Regions from separate parts of the Homo sapiens genome. Here region 1 is linked to region 2. The links are chromatin loops, found by intact Hi-C in ENCODE. Cell type or tissue: MCF 10A. All regions are shown on one strand.

Region 1 (8,000 bases), 480 kb before region 2:
AAAAATACAAAAATTAGCTGGGCGTGGTGGCACCTGCCTGTAGTCCCAGCTACTCGGGAGGCTGAGGCAGAAGAATCGCTTGAACCCGGGAGGTGGAGGTTGCAGTGAGCCGAGATGATGCCACTACACTCCAGCCTGGTGACAGAGTGAGACTCTGTCTCAAAAATAAATAAATTATATATATATGAATATTATATAACATCATGATGGAGCATAAACCAGAAGGACAACCCTGAAGCCATAAAGTAAATCCTAGACTTCATTTAAAAATGTATATATATTGGAGACAGTGTCACTCTGTCACCCAGGCTGGATTGCAGTGGCATGATCTCAGCTCACTGCAACCTCTGCCTCCCAGGTTCAAGGGATTCTCCTGCCTCAGCCTTCTGAGTAGCTGGGATTACAGGCATGTGCCACCACACCCAGATAATTTTGTATTTTTAGTAGAGGTGGGGATTCTCCATGTTGGTCAGGCTGGTCTGGAACTCCCGACCTCAGGTGATCCGCCTGCTTTGGCCTCCCAAAGTGCTGGGATTACAGGCGTGAGTCACCGCGACCGGCCGGTTTTAGGTATTCTTTAGATGACAGTTGGTTGAGAGAGTTAAGCTGTTGTCTGAAGACATGAAGTCAGTAGAAAGGAATGCTTGAGTTAAGATAAGGGGGTTATGGGGGCTGAGGACCTTGTTATGTAGATGAAGGTTCCTAAGTAGCAGCCCTCAGAGAGAATAGATGGTAAATGTCTCTTTCAGACCTTAAAGACATCAGACTGGCAGTTAATCTCTCCTAGATCTGGAAAAGGCCTAGAAAGGGAAGGCCTGGGTGCATTAATGGAGATTCTCTACCAATGCAAATTTCCACTGCAAAAGGCAGCTTTGCAGAGTCACTTCAATGTGTTGGCCCTGTGGCAGCCATTTTAAAATATGTCAAAGAAATATATTTTGGGATAAAATAATTTGGTTTCCTTCAGTGTCTGCTATCTATCATGTGATGCTATACCAGAGTCAGGTTGGAAAGTAAGCCACATTGTGTCAGGTTAATTTTAAAAATCGAATTAGATTTTTATAGTTTGTAGGGCATGACTCCCCAGACCCCTTAGATAGGAATTTCAAGATCAGAGTTTAGTCCTCATGCCATAGGAAATCAAAAGACAAGTTATAGACTGGGAAGAATATTTGCAACACTTAAGAAGAGAGGTGATATTGAAACTGCCTTTGCAAAAATTTTAACAGTGAGAAAATTATAACAGTGAAAGAGATCTGATCCAACCAACCCCCATCTTGCCTTTAAACTCTAAACTGCCCTTGGTCATCCCTGGGCATGGGCCAAGCTAACTGGGGGAAATGCAGTTTGCAGTTTAGATGATAATAGCCCTTCCCCAAAACTAAAGCACCTTTGTAAAACTAATGAGGCCGGGCACAGTGGCTCACCCCTGTAATCCCAGCACTTTGGGAGGCCAAGGTGGGTGGATCACCTGAAGTCAGGCATTCAAGACCAGCCTGACCAATATGGTGAAACCCCGTCTCTACTAAAATTACAAAAATTAGCCGGGCGTGGTGGCCGGTGCCTGTAGTCCCAGCTACTCAGGAGGCTGAGGCAGGAGAATCGCTTGAACCAGGGAGGCAGAGGTTGCAGTGAGCCGAGATAGTGCCACTGCACTCCAGCCTGGGCAACAGAGCAAGACTCAATCTCAAAAAAAAAAAAAAGAAAGATGAAAGGGGCCTGAATTTTGCTAAGATGTAGGTGGAGTTAAATGATTAATGGCCATTGTTCCAGAGACCACAAGATTTGCAACTTCCCCTGTTAATCCTGTAAATAACATCACTATTGTAGAACCTAAGATTGGCCTTTTGAGATGTCTTTTCAGGTTTTTGCATTTATGGTGACCGGATGGCTCCACTCCGGACTGGCAAGATGGACTCATGACTCAACTGGTCTTGTGGCCCCCACCCAGAAGCAGACTTGGCACACAAGGACCATTTTCCACACCCCTATAATTGCACTTCCAACCAATCAGCCCCCTGTCTGACAAACTATCCTTGAAAAACCCTAACTTCTGAGTTTTCAGGGAGATTGATTTGAGTAATAATTCATCTCCCACGTGGCGTGGCCAGCCTCATGTCAATTAAACTCTTTCTTTCTTTTCGAGATGGAGTCTCACTCCATCACCCAGGCTGGAGTGCAGTGGCATGATCTTGGCTCACTGCAACCTCCACCTCCCAGGTTCAAATGGTTCTCCTACCTCAGCCTCCTGAGTAGCTAGGACTACAGGCATGCGCCACCATGCCTGGCTATTTTTTTTGAGACTGAGTCTCGCTCTGTCACCCAGGCTAGAGTGTAATGGCATGATCTTGGATTACTGCAACCTCTGCCTCCTGGGTTCAAGCGATTCTCCCACCTCAGCCTCCCAAGTAGCTGGGATTACAGGCACATGCCATCATGCCCAGCTAATTTTTGTATTTTTGTAGAGACAGGATTTCACCATATTGGCCAGGCTGGTCTTGAACTCCTGACCTCAGGTGATCCACTTGCCTTGGCCTCTGACATTGCTGGGATTACAGGCATGAGCCACCATGTCCGGCCTTAATTTTTTGTATTTTTAGTAGAGACGGAGTTTCACCATGTTGGCCAGGCTGGTCTTGAACTCCTGGCCTCAAGTGATCCACCTGTCTCAGCCTCCCAAAGTGTTGGGATTACAGATGTGAGCCACCACACCCAGCCAAACTCTTTATTGCAATGCCATGGTCTCAGTAAACTGATTTTGTCTGTGCAGTGGGCAGGAAGTGTTACCAGCAGCAAATCCAACGGGTCTATACAGCAAACTCGATTCTTGCCCCCTTGGAGGAAAGAACTTGGCCAAGGGGCAGAAGGCAGAGTGAGAGACCAAGGCAAGTTTTAGAACAGGAGTGAGAGTTTATTTAAAAGTTTTAGAGCAGGAACTAAAGGAAGTAAAGTACACTTGGAAGAGGGTCAAGTGGGCAACTTGAGAGATCCAAGTGTGCTGTTCAGCCCTTGACTTGTTTTATACGCTGGCATGGTTCTGAGATTTCCATTTCTCCTCTGTTTTTCCTTGGAGTGGGCTGTCTGCATGCACCATGGCCTGCCAGCACTTGGATGAGGCTGCACGCACAGTGTGTTTACTGAAGTTAGGCACATGCTCATTTGAGGCATTTTTCCCTTACCAGTCAAGCGTTCCTAGAGGAATGTCATACACCAGTTAAACTCCGCCATTTTGCCTCTTAGTGCACATACTTGAGCCCGTTTGCCTAACTCCTGATATCTTATTTGGAAGTTGCTCATTACCAGCTTCAGGTGTTTCTATCCATTGAGAGATTGCCTTTCTCTGGTGCCAGCTGCGACCAATTATTATTTTAGCAAGACAGTTTAACAACCACCTGACCATCACCTGATGGTTGCCTGGGGATTTGGGGGCCTTCTCCTGCCCTGTTCATGTCTGCCTAGCTACCTATTCTAACAGAAGGACCCACTGGATGATTACAATGTCTCTAATAAAAAAATATCCCCACAAACTGCTATTTGTAAAATATGTAAAAGTGTTTATGTAAAAGTGTACGTATGTAAAAGTGAACATATGAATAGAAAATGGAAAAGGAGTCTGGGCGAGGTGGCTCATGCCTGTAATCCCAGCACTTTGGGAGGCCAAGGCAGGAGGATCACTTGAGGTCAGGAGTTCAAGATCAGCCTGGCCAACATGATGAAACCCCATCTCTACAAAAATACAAAAATTAGCTGGGCATGATGGTGTGTGCCTGTAATCCCAGCTACTCAGGAGGCTGAGGCGGAGGTTGCAGTGAGCCGAGATCGCACCATTGCACTCCAGCCTGGGCGACAGAGCGAGACTCAAAAAACAAACAAACAAAAAGTGCTACTTGTTAAAACATTTTAAAGGATAATTGATCTGAATTGCCCATTGGAGAAAGAATATCCTCAAACAAAGCACAGTGGTGAATAGTATTTGCCTATGTGTTCTGGTAATTTTTCACCAGCTGAGCTAGTGTAATCATCTTGCTAAAGAAAAGTTCTACAGTTCTAAGTAATCATGTTGATTTGAAATACCACTTACGCAACAAAGTTGAATTGTACATCTTTTCTTCCCCCAGCAGATGGTGACATTTTATAGAATATGGAAAAATTATCCAAATGGATGAGTGAGCTATATAACTGAAATATAATCGTCTCTATTTCATTTCTCATTTATCTACATCTTGAATTCATTTACAAAAAGGCATTCATCAGGAAGTAACATTTAAAGACTATGCTTTCAGGGGTCATTTGTTTTTCTTTTCTTTTCTTTCTTTCTTTTTTTTTTTTTTTTTGACAGGGCCTCACTCTGTCAGCCAGGCTGGAGTGTAATAGTGCCATCATGGCTCACTGCAGCCTTGACATCCCAGGTTCAAGCAATCTTCCCACCTCAGCCTCCTGAGTAGCTGGGACTACAGGCACACAGCATCACACTGGGCTATTTTTAAAATTTTTCTGTAGAGACAGGGTCTCACTGTCTTGCCCAGGCTGGTCTCAAACTCCTGGGCTCAAGCAATCCTTCCTCAGCCTCCCAAAATTCTGGGATTACAGGTGTGGGCCCCCATGCCCAGCAAGGGATCGTTTCTATAGTTCCTTCCTAGGAAAGTTTCTCTGAACATGTAGAGCATGTTTTTTAAAAAGTAACATTTATGAAAAGAAGACTAAGAACAATTAAAAAATAACATATAGAAAGTAGAATTTTTCAGGCCAGGCATGTCATGCCAGCACTGTACACCTGTAATCCCAGCACTTTGGAGGCTGAGGTGGGCAGATTACTTGAGGTCAGGAGTTCGAGGCCAGCCTGGCCAACATGGTGAAACCCTATCTCTACTAAAAAAATACAAAAATTAGCCGGGCATGGTGGCAGGTGCCTGTAATCCCAGCTACTTGGGAGACTGAGGCAGGAGAACCGCTTGAACCTGGGAGGTGGAGGTTGCAGTGAGCCGAGATCGCACCACTGCACTCCAGTCTGGGCGACAGAGCAAGACTATGTCTCAAAAAAAAAAAAAAAAGAATTTTTCAATGTCTTCAATTCTTAGTTTGCACAGTGTTTTTACTAGATATTTTCTCATCAGGTCACATCAGCCTACCTATTTACAAAAATAAAATAGTAAGGACAAAATGCTAAAGAGGGCAAATCTGTCTTTAATTAATGTCCATCTCAGGCCAGGCATGGTGGCTTACACATGTCATCCCGGCACTTTGGGAGGCTGAGGTGGGAGGGTAGCTTGAGCCCAGGAGTTCAAGACCAGCCTGGACAGCATAGTGAGACCCTGTCTCTAAGAAAATGTCCACCTTTGATTTCTCTTCACTCCTTTTTTCCATGCAGGGCCTTCACTCTTCTGTTTCTCAAATTCCTTCTTTAGTATTATTTCTTCCTTCCTTTAAGCTTCACACAGTAAAGTTTGCTTCCCTACTTTCTAACCGAGAGTATAGCATATAATTAAAATTCATTCTTAGGTATATGTAATTAGTATTCTCAGCTTAATGTGCCAATTATACCAGGGATATTTCATTCACTAGTTCAAACGGAACATCAATTGGAGATCTCTCATCTTTCAGATATTCTTGCTGAGCTCACAGTCCATCCAGAAAGAGAAACAAATTCATAACACTAATGTAAGAGGTTTTCTTTCTTTTTGAGACGGAGTCTCACTCTGTCCCCCAGGCTGGAGTGCAGTGGTGCAATCTCAGCCTGCCGCAACCTCTGCCTCCTGGGTTCAAGCGATTCTCCTGCCTCAGCCTCCCGAGTAGCTGGGATTATAGGCACCCACCACCAAGCCTGGCTAATTTTTTTATATTTCTAATAGAGATGGGGTTTCACCATGTTGGCCAGGCTGGTCTTGAACTCCTTACCTCAAGTAATCCACCCACCTCAGCCTCCCAAAGTGCTGGCATTACAGGCATGAGCCACTGTGCCTGGCCATAGGAGATGTTTTAATGCAGCTGTGTACAAGGTGGAAACCTAGAAAATGAATCATTAATTCTGTTGAATGAACTTTATATGTGAGCTTCAAATTTAAGTGAGATATGACAGACTGAAATGTGAACAAAAGGTATTTTAGGCAGATGGAACAACTTGAGCTCAGATATAGAAGCATCAAACTGTTCAGCATTTTTGTGAAACCCAGAAAATTCTGACTAGAACTCACAGTATTAAACAGTCAGTGTGCCAACAGAATTGGGATACAGGACGGAGGAGGAAGAGAGAGGAAGCAGTGGAAAGAGACTGCAGAGGTAGATGAGAGCCAGACTGGGAAAATCCTTAGAAGGCAGGCCAAGGAATAAGGACAGCACTGTAAAAACCCTTATGAGGTGTCCTAAGGAGTGTGGACTTGATTCTGCTGGCCCCAGATAGCCTTCTTAAGAAGGTGTGGAGATGGTAGAGGATGGAAGCAGAAAGACCAATTAAGAGATGATGGATCACACAAAGCTAGAGAGGAAAAGCACAATGTGGATTGATGAATGGTGGCGTCTTGTTGGGGGGAGAGTTAATGATGGAGGCATATTTAAGAGATATTTGCATGGTAGACTTATGGGGCTAGGATGTCTGATTGGATGTGGTGCCCGAGAAAGGGAGAGGCATGCCCAAAGATGACTGTGGGGTTTCTAATTCTGGCATCTTGCTGTGTAATAATAACATTCAAAACAGAAATTCATGAGGAATAGCAGATTTGTAGAGGATTTGCTTGGGGACAAGATGAATGTGGGGCACCTGGGTTGGGGGGACATCAGGTAGAGGTGCTGAGACAGAATTGAAAACATGAGACTAACTGGAGTTCAGGAGATAAATCTGGAGATGATTTTTCTTTGGGTGGGGGAGGGACAGAGTTTCACTCTTGTCACCCAGGCCAGAGTGCAATGGCGTGATCTTGGCTCACTGCAACCTCCGCCTCCTGGGTTCAGGCGATTCTCCTGCTTCAGCCTCTCGAGTAGCTGGGATTACAGGCAGGCACCACCACGCCCAGCTAATTTTTGTATTTTTAGTGGAAACGGGGTTTCACCATGTTGGCCAGGCTGGTCTCGAACTCGTGACCTCAGGTGATCCACCTGCCTCGGCCTCTCAAAGTGCTGAGATTACAGGCATGAGCCACCATGCCCAGCCTGGAGATGATATTTAAGAGTGAATAATGTAAACTTGTTGGGAGAAGCCATGGGAATTGAAAATCTCAGGTGGTTGAGTACAAGAAGAGGGGGCCCAACATGGAACCTTGGATTCCCAATATTTTAGGTTAGGTAGAGGCTATGAAGAGGATTAAGGAGGAGCAAGAAATGAAGCGATGTTTAAGTACAAAAGATGGTGAGAAACTCCTCTCACAGCACAACTTGTATACTCATGGGAGATGGAGTGGTATACAGTGATATCCTAACAATCTCTCTAGAGTAATCCTTGCCCCACTTTGACCAGAGCTTGGAAGCCTGTCCAGTCTTCACATTAGAAAGTCAACATTTTAAGAATGTGAAGAAGTAAGAGTGTTATAAAAGATGCCTGACCTACACCATGTAATTAATTTTCCTTTTTGTTAAGAAAATGTTGAAATTAGCAAACGTGGCTGGGGGCGGTGGCGCACACCTGTAATCCCAGCACTTTGGGAAGCTAAGGCAGGAGGATTGCTTAAGCCCAGGAGTTCAAGACCAGCCTGGGCAACATAGTGAGACCCGCATCTCTACAAAAATAAACAAAATTAGCCGGGTGTGTTGGCACATGCCTGTGGTCCCAGCTACTTGGGAGGCTGAGGTGGGAGGATCGCTTGAGCCCCAGAGATTGGGGGCTGCAGTGAGCTATGATTGCCGCCACTGCACTCCAGTCTGGGCTTCAGAATGAGTACCCATCTCTTAAAAAAAAAATACTAAAACTAAGTTCTATTACAATTTATGTTTTACTTCTCATAAAATAAATTATACATATTATCACAAGGAAGAAAAATGTGTAAAATTAGAAAAAATTCCTGTGAGAAGCC
Region 2 (8,000 bases):
ATTCCAGAATTGAAGTTAGACCTTTGTGAATATTAACAGGTTTATATGTTGTTATAGTTTGCCATTGAAAAATATTATTAGATTTTTTAAAAGTCATATTTGAAAAACAAAATATTTTATATGTGTAATCACCTACACATGGGACCTAGAATTTTCTTTTATGGGCTTCATACATTTTTATATGAAAATTTCCTTGTATAATCATTAGATATGCTCATTGAAGCTAACTTGCTAAGAATGAATTATTATATCCAAATAGTTATGTGATTTTAATTACTATGCTACAAATTATCGTGTCCAGAATTATAAAGCTTGGTGAAAGTCCTCCTACAGTGAGAATAAGAGAAAATATAGAGATTTAAGAGGAGACTGGCAAGGATTTGGACAAGAAATCGAAAGGGTCAGTAATATATCTTCTAAGGAACATGGTGAAATATACATCTCCTTTCATGTGTCAAACACTAATATATGATTATAGGTAAATGTTAGAGTAGCACTAGCAAAAGATTTTTTGAAATCTGGTTGTTTTAGAGCAGGAAAGAGATGTTTTTATCCTTTAGAATCCTACCCACTCCTGCACTGGGCTCACAGTAGGTGTTTTGGGAATGACAGCTGACTGATGGGTTGATTGATTGTTTGTATTTCTGTGCAGGTTGTGGGCCAGTTGATGAGAATCTTATGGAAAAGACAGTAGAAGTCCTGGAACGCCATTGCCATGAAAATATGAACCATGCTATTGAGACAGAGGAAGGGCTAGGCATAGAGTATGATGAAGATGTGATCTGTGATGTGTGCCGGTCTCCAGACAGTGAAGAAGGGAATGATATGGTGTTCTGTGATAAGTGTAACGTCTGTGTGCATCAGGTTAGTGAGAGTGGAGACCGTCATCTCCCTACGGTCAGCCTTTCTGAAGCTCAGTGATGATCTCCAGCACGCATATCTGGGTAGCAGCTTGCATTTAAGGGTGAAAATAAAGATTTGGCCTGGTTGTTCTTCAGTATTTCCTCTAGAAACAATGCTTCTTATGACCCCCAAGATGACTTGCTGACTAACTTTACCCCATGGGGCTAAACCCAGGTCTTTATTGTGTCACTTTATGCCCAGACCATTGGGATTGCCTTGTTCAGCTTGCCCCTAGGCCCCTGCCCCAGGGGGATCTCATTGCTGCCTGTCTGAGGTCTCTCCTCTTCCTTCAAATCTCCATGGCCTCATGAGGTTACACCCATGGTCAGTAACCTTGGTGAGTTTACACTTCCTACAAATAGAAGTCCAGACTCCTTATCCTGGCACTTGTAACCCTCCCCCATCCCCTAAACATGCCACTCCTAAGAATGTCCACCCCACTTTTAAAGATCACAGAATTTTAGGACTGCAAAAGACTGTCTAACTCCTCAATTTTACACAAATACCGGGAGAGGTGAAGTGACTTTACCCAAGCTGGTTATTTGTCATTCTTTCTACTATACTGCCTTTTTAATTAATAATGATGATTATGATATCAACCCTCCTTTCAGCTCTTTCCATTTTTTCCCCCACAAGCACTGTGTTCCAACAAAATAAGGTTACTCAAGGTGCAGTGATGAATATTCCTGACACTGTCCTATCTCCCATGTTTCAGCCACACTCCAATTTGTAAATGCCTCCTCCTATGTCCCAGCTATCAAAAATCTATATATTTTTCAAGGTCTAGTTCAAATCCTTTCTTGAACTCCCTTACCCTAAGTGATTTTTCATTCTTCTGAACCTGTTGTATATTTCATTCATTTTGTTAATTTGTCTAGCAAATAGGTACAGTACTCCGTGGGCCAGGATTGTGATGCATGCTGAGGACACAGTCAGTGATGAAGAGGCAGACATGGTCTGTGCCCCCAGGGAGATCATAGTCTGGTGAAAGAAATATAAGGAAACTGCCAATTTAGCATCATATGCCAAGTGTTTTTATAGATATAAGTCCAAGCTGCTGTGGAAATGCATCTGTGAGAAACGAGGGTCAGGGACAACTTCCAGGAGGTAGCACCCAAGCTAAATCTTAATGTCCAAAAGGAGATGTCAAGTAAACCAGCAATGTGTGTTCAGGCAGAGAGGAGAAATGTTCAGACAGGGTAGTGAAAGCAGGCAAAATATGTCAGAGGCAACTGAAGCCTTCAGAAACTGTAAAGTGGCAGAGTAGAGTAGGGAAGGCATGGAAAGTGAGGGTAGAGAGGGATACAAGAGACGTGTGTAAAGGACCGTCTGACAAACTAAGGAACTTCAGTTCTGTCCTGTCAACCCTGGAGGATATGATATGTATTTTAGAAAGATCATTCTGGCTACAAAATGACTAAAGTAATTAGAATAGATAACATAGCAGATAGAAACCAGGGCTTAAGATTATTTTAATTCCCTGGGCCTCTTAACCTAACCACCCTGTATGTAAAAGGTACTCAGAATTATTCTGTGACCAATTGGGTCTTTTTCTTCATTTACCTTTAACAAAGTGAATTTTGAAAATTTGTCTTCACTTTACCAATTATTGGCATTTATATCAGACTTTAAGTGAGAGCAGAAAATCTTTACCATTTAACTATGAACTTAAGTATTATATCTCACAATACAAGCCCAGAGTCCTTTCTCTGCAATTCCAAAATTATAAAGTTCTGAAAAACGCATGTTTTTGCTGAAGTTTCACACCAGAACTGATTTGAGGACAATACCACAACCCACCCAGTATGAGGCCATTTGTAGTCCTTATCCATTTTGTTTAAATACTCATATATTTTGTTAGAGAACTATTAATGTGTTTGGTTATATGGTATTGCCCCTGGTCCCACTGGGGGCTTAGGTCATATACTATATATATATATATACTTTCCTAAGATCTGAGCAATTCTGAATTTCCTAATTTTTCTTACCCTAGAGGTTTCAGATAAATGATTGTGGATCTGTAGTAGGCTTAAAAGGAATAGCATAAAGGTCATCTGTATATATTTCCTATGTTTGTCCTTTACAGTTGGGACAAAATAGTAAGTATTCTCAGGTTCTTTAACAAACTCAAATGTAGCATAATTATCTCCAATGCTATTTATTAGTCTTAAAAACGATTCCGGTAATGAATATAAATGATACCCCTTTCTCACATAGAAAGAGATGAGATGGCAATAACTGACCAGACCTTGCAGTATGTAAACTGGTATGTATTAAAGCTGGGACATTGGTACCCTATAAAGTTTCACATAAGAGATTCTTCCAAAGTGAGTATATTTACTTGGATTCTAAAGAGATACTTGGCTTAGAGCTCCCTCTGTTGGCTGAAAAGTGACTTAAAATACCTTGGAAGATTTGGTTTACTCCCTAACAGAATGGGGACATGTTGACATCTGAATTTATTAAACATGATTTTTCTTCTTTAGTGACACCATATTACATTTCAGTGTTTGTTCCTCAGTGACAAAAAATACACTTATGTGTACTTTAGAAGAGATGTGTACATAAGTAGCCTTTAGATTTTAACAATGAATTTAACATTTTTTCTTTAAAAAATGTGAAAGTTGGGCCGGGCATGGTGGCTCACGCCTGTAATCCCAGCACTTTGGGAGGCCGAGGCGGGTGGATCACGAGGTCAGGAGTTCAATACCAGCCTGGCCAATATGGTGAAACCCCGTCTCTATTAAAAATACAAAAATGAGCTGGGTGTGGTGGCATGCACCTGTAGTCCCAGCTGCTCGGGAGGCTGAGGCAGAAGAATTGCTTGAACCCAGGAGGTGGACATTGCAGTGAGCCAAGATTGCGCCACTGCACTCCAGCCTGGGCGACAGAGTGAGACTCCATCTCAAAAAAAAAAAAATGTGAAAGTTAGGGCCATTCTAAATCCTTTTACATGTATCTATGATCTTATGACTGTGAGTAAGTCCACAAAAGGGCTCAGTAAATGATGTTCTGCCCTATAGACTGGCCAGGAGCTAAAGGATATTCCAAGAGCCAGTCACTGACCTGACCTCTCTTCTGCCAGTCTGAAAGAGACTCTATTTTAGGGAGGAAGCTTGCTTTCATTTCCTAGCAAACATTCTGGGCCTCAGACAAAGAGCTTTAAAGGTTAGAAACCTTATAAAATGATGCCTTGCTCTTGTGAGAGGAGCCTACCTAGAGTCCAGCTTCAGTTCTTGAGCTAAATACATTTGTTTTATCCAACCACCTACTCAAGCTCAGCATAGGGGGCATTCCAGGTAAATTGATGATAACAGCTCTACCTCTAGTGACTTTAAAATCTCATTGAGTTCTGTAGGCCAGGGTTAATTAAAAGAAAAAAAAATACTAAAAATGTCACTGAGGAGAAGAAACACAACAGCAAATGTAGAGAAAAAGAATACATGATGCTGGCCGGGTGCTGTGACTCACACCTGTAATTCCAGCACTTTGGGAGACCAAAGTGTGGATCACTTGAGCCCAGGATTTTGAGAGTAGCCTGGGCAGTATTGCAAAACCTCGTCTCTACAAAAATTAGCTGGGCAGAGTGGCACATGCCTGTGCTCCTAGGTACTCGGGAGGCTAAGGTAGGACGATTGCTTGAGCCCAGGAGGTTGAGGCTACAGTGAGCCAAGATCATGCCACAGCATTCCAGCCTGGGTGACAGAGCAAGACCCTGTCTCAAAAAAAATAATAATAAAATTAAAGAACACATGATGCTGACTATGTACTTGGTGAGGGAAATTGCATGGAGTGGAGGATGGGAGTCAGGCAGTGGGACAAACGCAAGGGGCTACAGTGACCTGAGCAGGATTTTTGGAGGGGCCTGGAGTTTGAACCGGGTCTGGAAGGGTGAGAAAGGTCCAACTATGCAAACAACAGTTGACCATGTAGAGCAGGGAAGCTGCTTAGACACATGGATGTGAAAATAAGAATGACCAGTTATGGAGAAAACCAGGAGGCCTGCCTGTCCAAGTCAGAAGCCCTGTGTTTGGGTATAGTGGGGCATGAGATCAGATAGTGAAGTACAAGGAACAACAGGCTTTAGATAAGGAACCGGCAAACTTTTTCTTTAAGGATCCGCTGTAAATATTTCAGTCTTTATAGCCACATACAGTCTCTGTTACATGTTCTTCTTCTTCTCTTTACAACCCTTTAAAAATGTGAAAACCATTCTTAGCTTGTTGGCTTTATAAAACAGACCTTGGAAAATAGCCAACCCCTAGTTTGGATAGTGGGGAGCAGGTAAGAGCAGAAGGAATATCTAAAGGGCTTGCCACTGTACAATGGTATGAATTCTTTTAGTGAGGAGAATCTGGCAGTCAAGTAGAAGAAGGGTTGAAGGCGTGCAGGGGGAAAAAGAAAATGTAGAAATTAATCAATCCAGGCATGGCATAATGAGAACTTGGATAGAGCAAGTGGTGAGGACGGAGAGGAACGTCAGAGTCTTGGGGCCACTGTAGGGAGAATAGCAAGTACCAGGTCAGCAGATGAAAGAAAGTGAGTAATACAAGTCTAGGAATTTGGATCTGGAAGATAGGAAGTATGGTGGTGACACGGAAAGAAGGAGCTTGGAAAAGGACCAGGTTGTGGGGGGACCGATATTATGGTAACTGTTATAACTTGAATCTGAGTTGAGGGTGAATCTCCTGAGGCAGACAGAAATTTTGAAGCTGCCATATTGAATCAGTTAGTCTCTAATAGAGTAGAGCAGTAAGGAGGAAATGATGGGCAAAATTGGGGATAGCAAAAAGGGAGTCTAGAATGTTTCCCAAACTAATCTCCAGTTTCTCACAGTAATTATTTGTCCAACTTCATTCCATAAAGGATTTGAAGCACCTTCCAGAACTCATTATGAATTATTGTGATTAGTGTAATATTCTATTCAAGATTCATTCACAAGTCCCTGTTTCTTCAACCCAAGCAAGCAATTGCTACGATTTACTGAGTACTTTTTATGCACCAGGCGTTAATAGGCTTTTTATAAACGTCAGTTCATTTGCTCCTCAGAAGTTTCATTCTCTTTATTTTCTAAAACTTTTTTCTTGATCACAACAGTGTATGACTTTTAGGAAATGTTCAATAAGTGTTTGACTAATTATAATACATAGTCATTGAAGAAGCTTTAGAAAACAGACCAAAAAATGCTGTAATCACAACACTCAGATAACAGTTGGGTTAACGGTTGGCTGTATCTCCTCGTCTTGTTCTATCATCCTTAAAGTCAGTTCTCATGGACAGACATGCTGATCTTAGGAGAGATGCTGGAAGTTGCTTTTTTGAGTATTTTTAAATCACTCGATACTGGATATAAGCTTGTTCGGCTTTATTTGCCTTTCTCCCAAAAGCAGAGGATACTCTGTGACTGTGTATCAGAACAGATACCAACCCTGGTGAGAAGGTGCTGACCATTCTCCCCTCTCCTCCTCATACCTCCAGGCCTGCTATGGCATCCTCAAGGTCCCAGAAGGCAGCTGGCTGTGTCGCTCCTGTGTCCTGGGCATTTATCCGCAATGTGTGTTATGTCCAAAGAAAGGTGGAGCCCTGAAGACCACCAAGACAGGGACTAAATGGGCTCATGTCAGCTGTGCCCTGTGGATCCCAGAGGTAAGAATTCATCCAGGCCCGTGAGACCATTTGCTCCAGGGTGTCCCTGTTCCCCACAGCATTCAGACTGACTCAGGCTCAGTATGGAAATGCTTCATGCTTGCCCATGTTTCTGAAGTAATAGTACTTCCACTTGAGCTACCTCAGATCCTTATTGGATGCACACTTGCATGTAAGCCCATGGTGATTAATATATAGGTGGTATTCCCAGTGGTATTTGGGATAATACCCGAATATATACACGATATTTGGGATAATACCCAAATATATACATGATATTTGGGTATATCATGTATAAATTGATAAATTTGTATGAGAGGAGAGACACAAAAGACCAGGGTGTGAGCAGCAGAATTTTTTAAGGTAAAACTTATATTTAGATGCCAAATTTTAAGTGTAGAGTTTTGTGATATTTTACACGTTTGTATCTGTAACCACAACTCAGACCAAGACATGAAATACCCTAAAAATAGACATAAAGCACCCCAGAAAGATCCTCTATACCCACTTTCCAGTCTCTATCCCCCAAGAATAACCACCATTTTTGTCTTGATCATGATAGATTAATTTTATCTGGTTTTAAACTTCATACAGTATGTATTTTTTTCGGTCTGGCTAACACTCCATGTTGTGGTGTATATCAATAGTTTATTCCTTTCTATTGCTAATATTCCATTGTATGGATATACTCTGATTTATTCATTTTCCTTTGATGGGCATTTGGGTTGTTTACAGGTTTAGGCTATTACAAATAAAGTGAGCAGTAACTCTTTGTCTACTGTGATGATGCCCTTTACTTTTTTATTTTTATTTATTTTATTTTATTTTTGAGACAGAGTCTCGCTCTGTCACCCAGGCTGGAGTGCAGTGGCGCTATCTCGGCTCACTGCAAACTTCACCTCTCAGGTTCACGCCATTCTTCTGCCTCAGCCTCCCGAGTAGCTGGGACTACAGGTGCCCGCCACCATGCCTGGCTAATTTTTTTTTTTTTTTTTTGGTATTTTTAGTAGAGACGGGGTTTCACCGTGTTAGCCAGCATGGTCTCGATCTCCTGACCTCACGTGATCCACCTGTCTAGGCCTCCCAAAGTGCTGGGATTACAGGCGTGAGCCACTGCGCCCGGCCGATGCCCTTTACTTTTTGAAGCTCTTTTTAGGGCTTACACTCAACACCTGCCAAAGACCTTCTTTACTCAAAATTCAATTTTTTATCATTATCTAGCCTGGTCCTTCAGTTGCTGGTATTTCCTGAGTGGCTACATGTACACTAACTTAATTAAAATGGGGCTTGAAGACATTTCTTCTTATGGCTGCCTTTTTTTTTCTTTAGCTGTGTGGATATCCCACTCATGCCCTCTCTCCCCAGCCACTATCCAAACCAGCAAATTTGTTAGGCAGTTTAACTGCATGACAAGAGAGACTGCAGAATCTAGTTAATGGGGAGCTGACATT

What was found. Hi-C counts contacts between places; a loop is a spot of excess contacts. Peaks named below come from ENCODE experiments on the same cell type or tissue, not always from the same donor. Only the 100,000 strongest peaks of a DNase experiment are listed, where the experiment ranks them.
Region 1: it touches region 2 in a loop (9-fold over the local background); 3 of 110 quality-filtered maps call a loop at or near these places.

The regions. Positions count from the first base shown.
Region 1 is chrX:46,551,059-46,559,058 of GRCh38, forward strand. No RefSeq gene overlaps it. Among named protein-coding and RNA genes, the nearest start is that of ZNF674-AS1, 9.6 kb to the left of the region's middle. RefSeq lists an enhancer at 547-1,445. In MCF 10A, a CTCF peak has its summit at 4,151 (motif pointing right); no DNase peak of the experiment used is centred here.
Region 2 is chrX:47,027,240-47,035,239 of GRCh38, forward strand. JADE3 (jade family PHD finger 3) reads left to right here. Exons shown (of 11, transcript NM_014735.5): 6 at 653-864; 7 at 6,382-6,549. Among named protein-coding and RNA genes, the nearest start is that of RGN, 47 kb to the right of the region's middle. In MCF 10A, a CTCF peak has its summit at 3,298 (motif pointing left); a DNase peak (open chromatin) is centred at 3,272.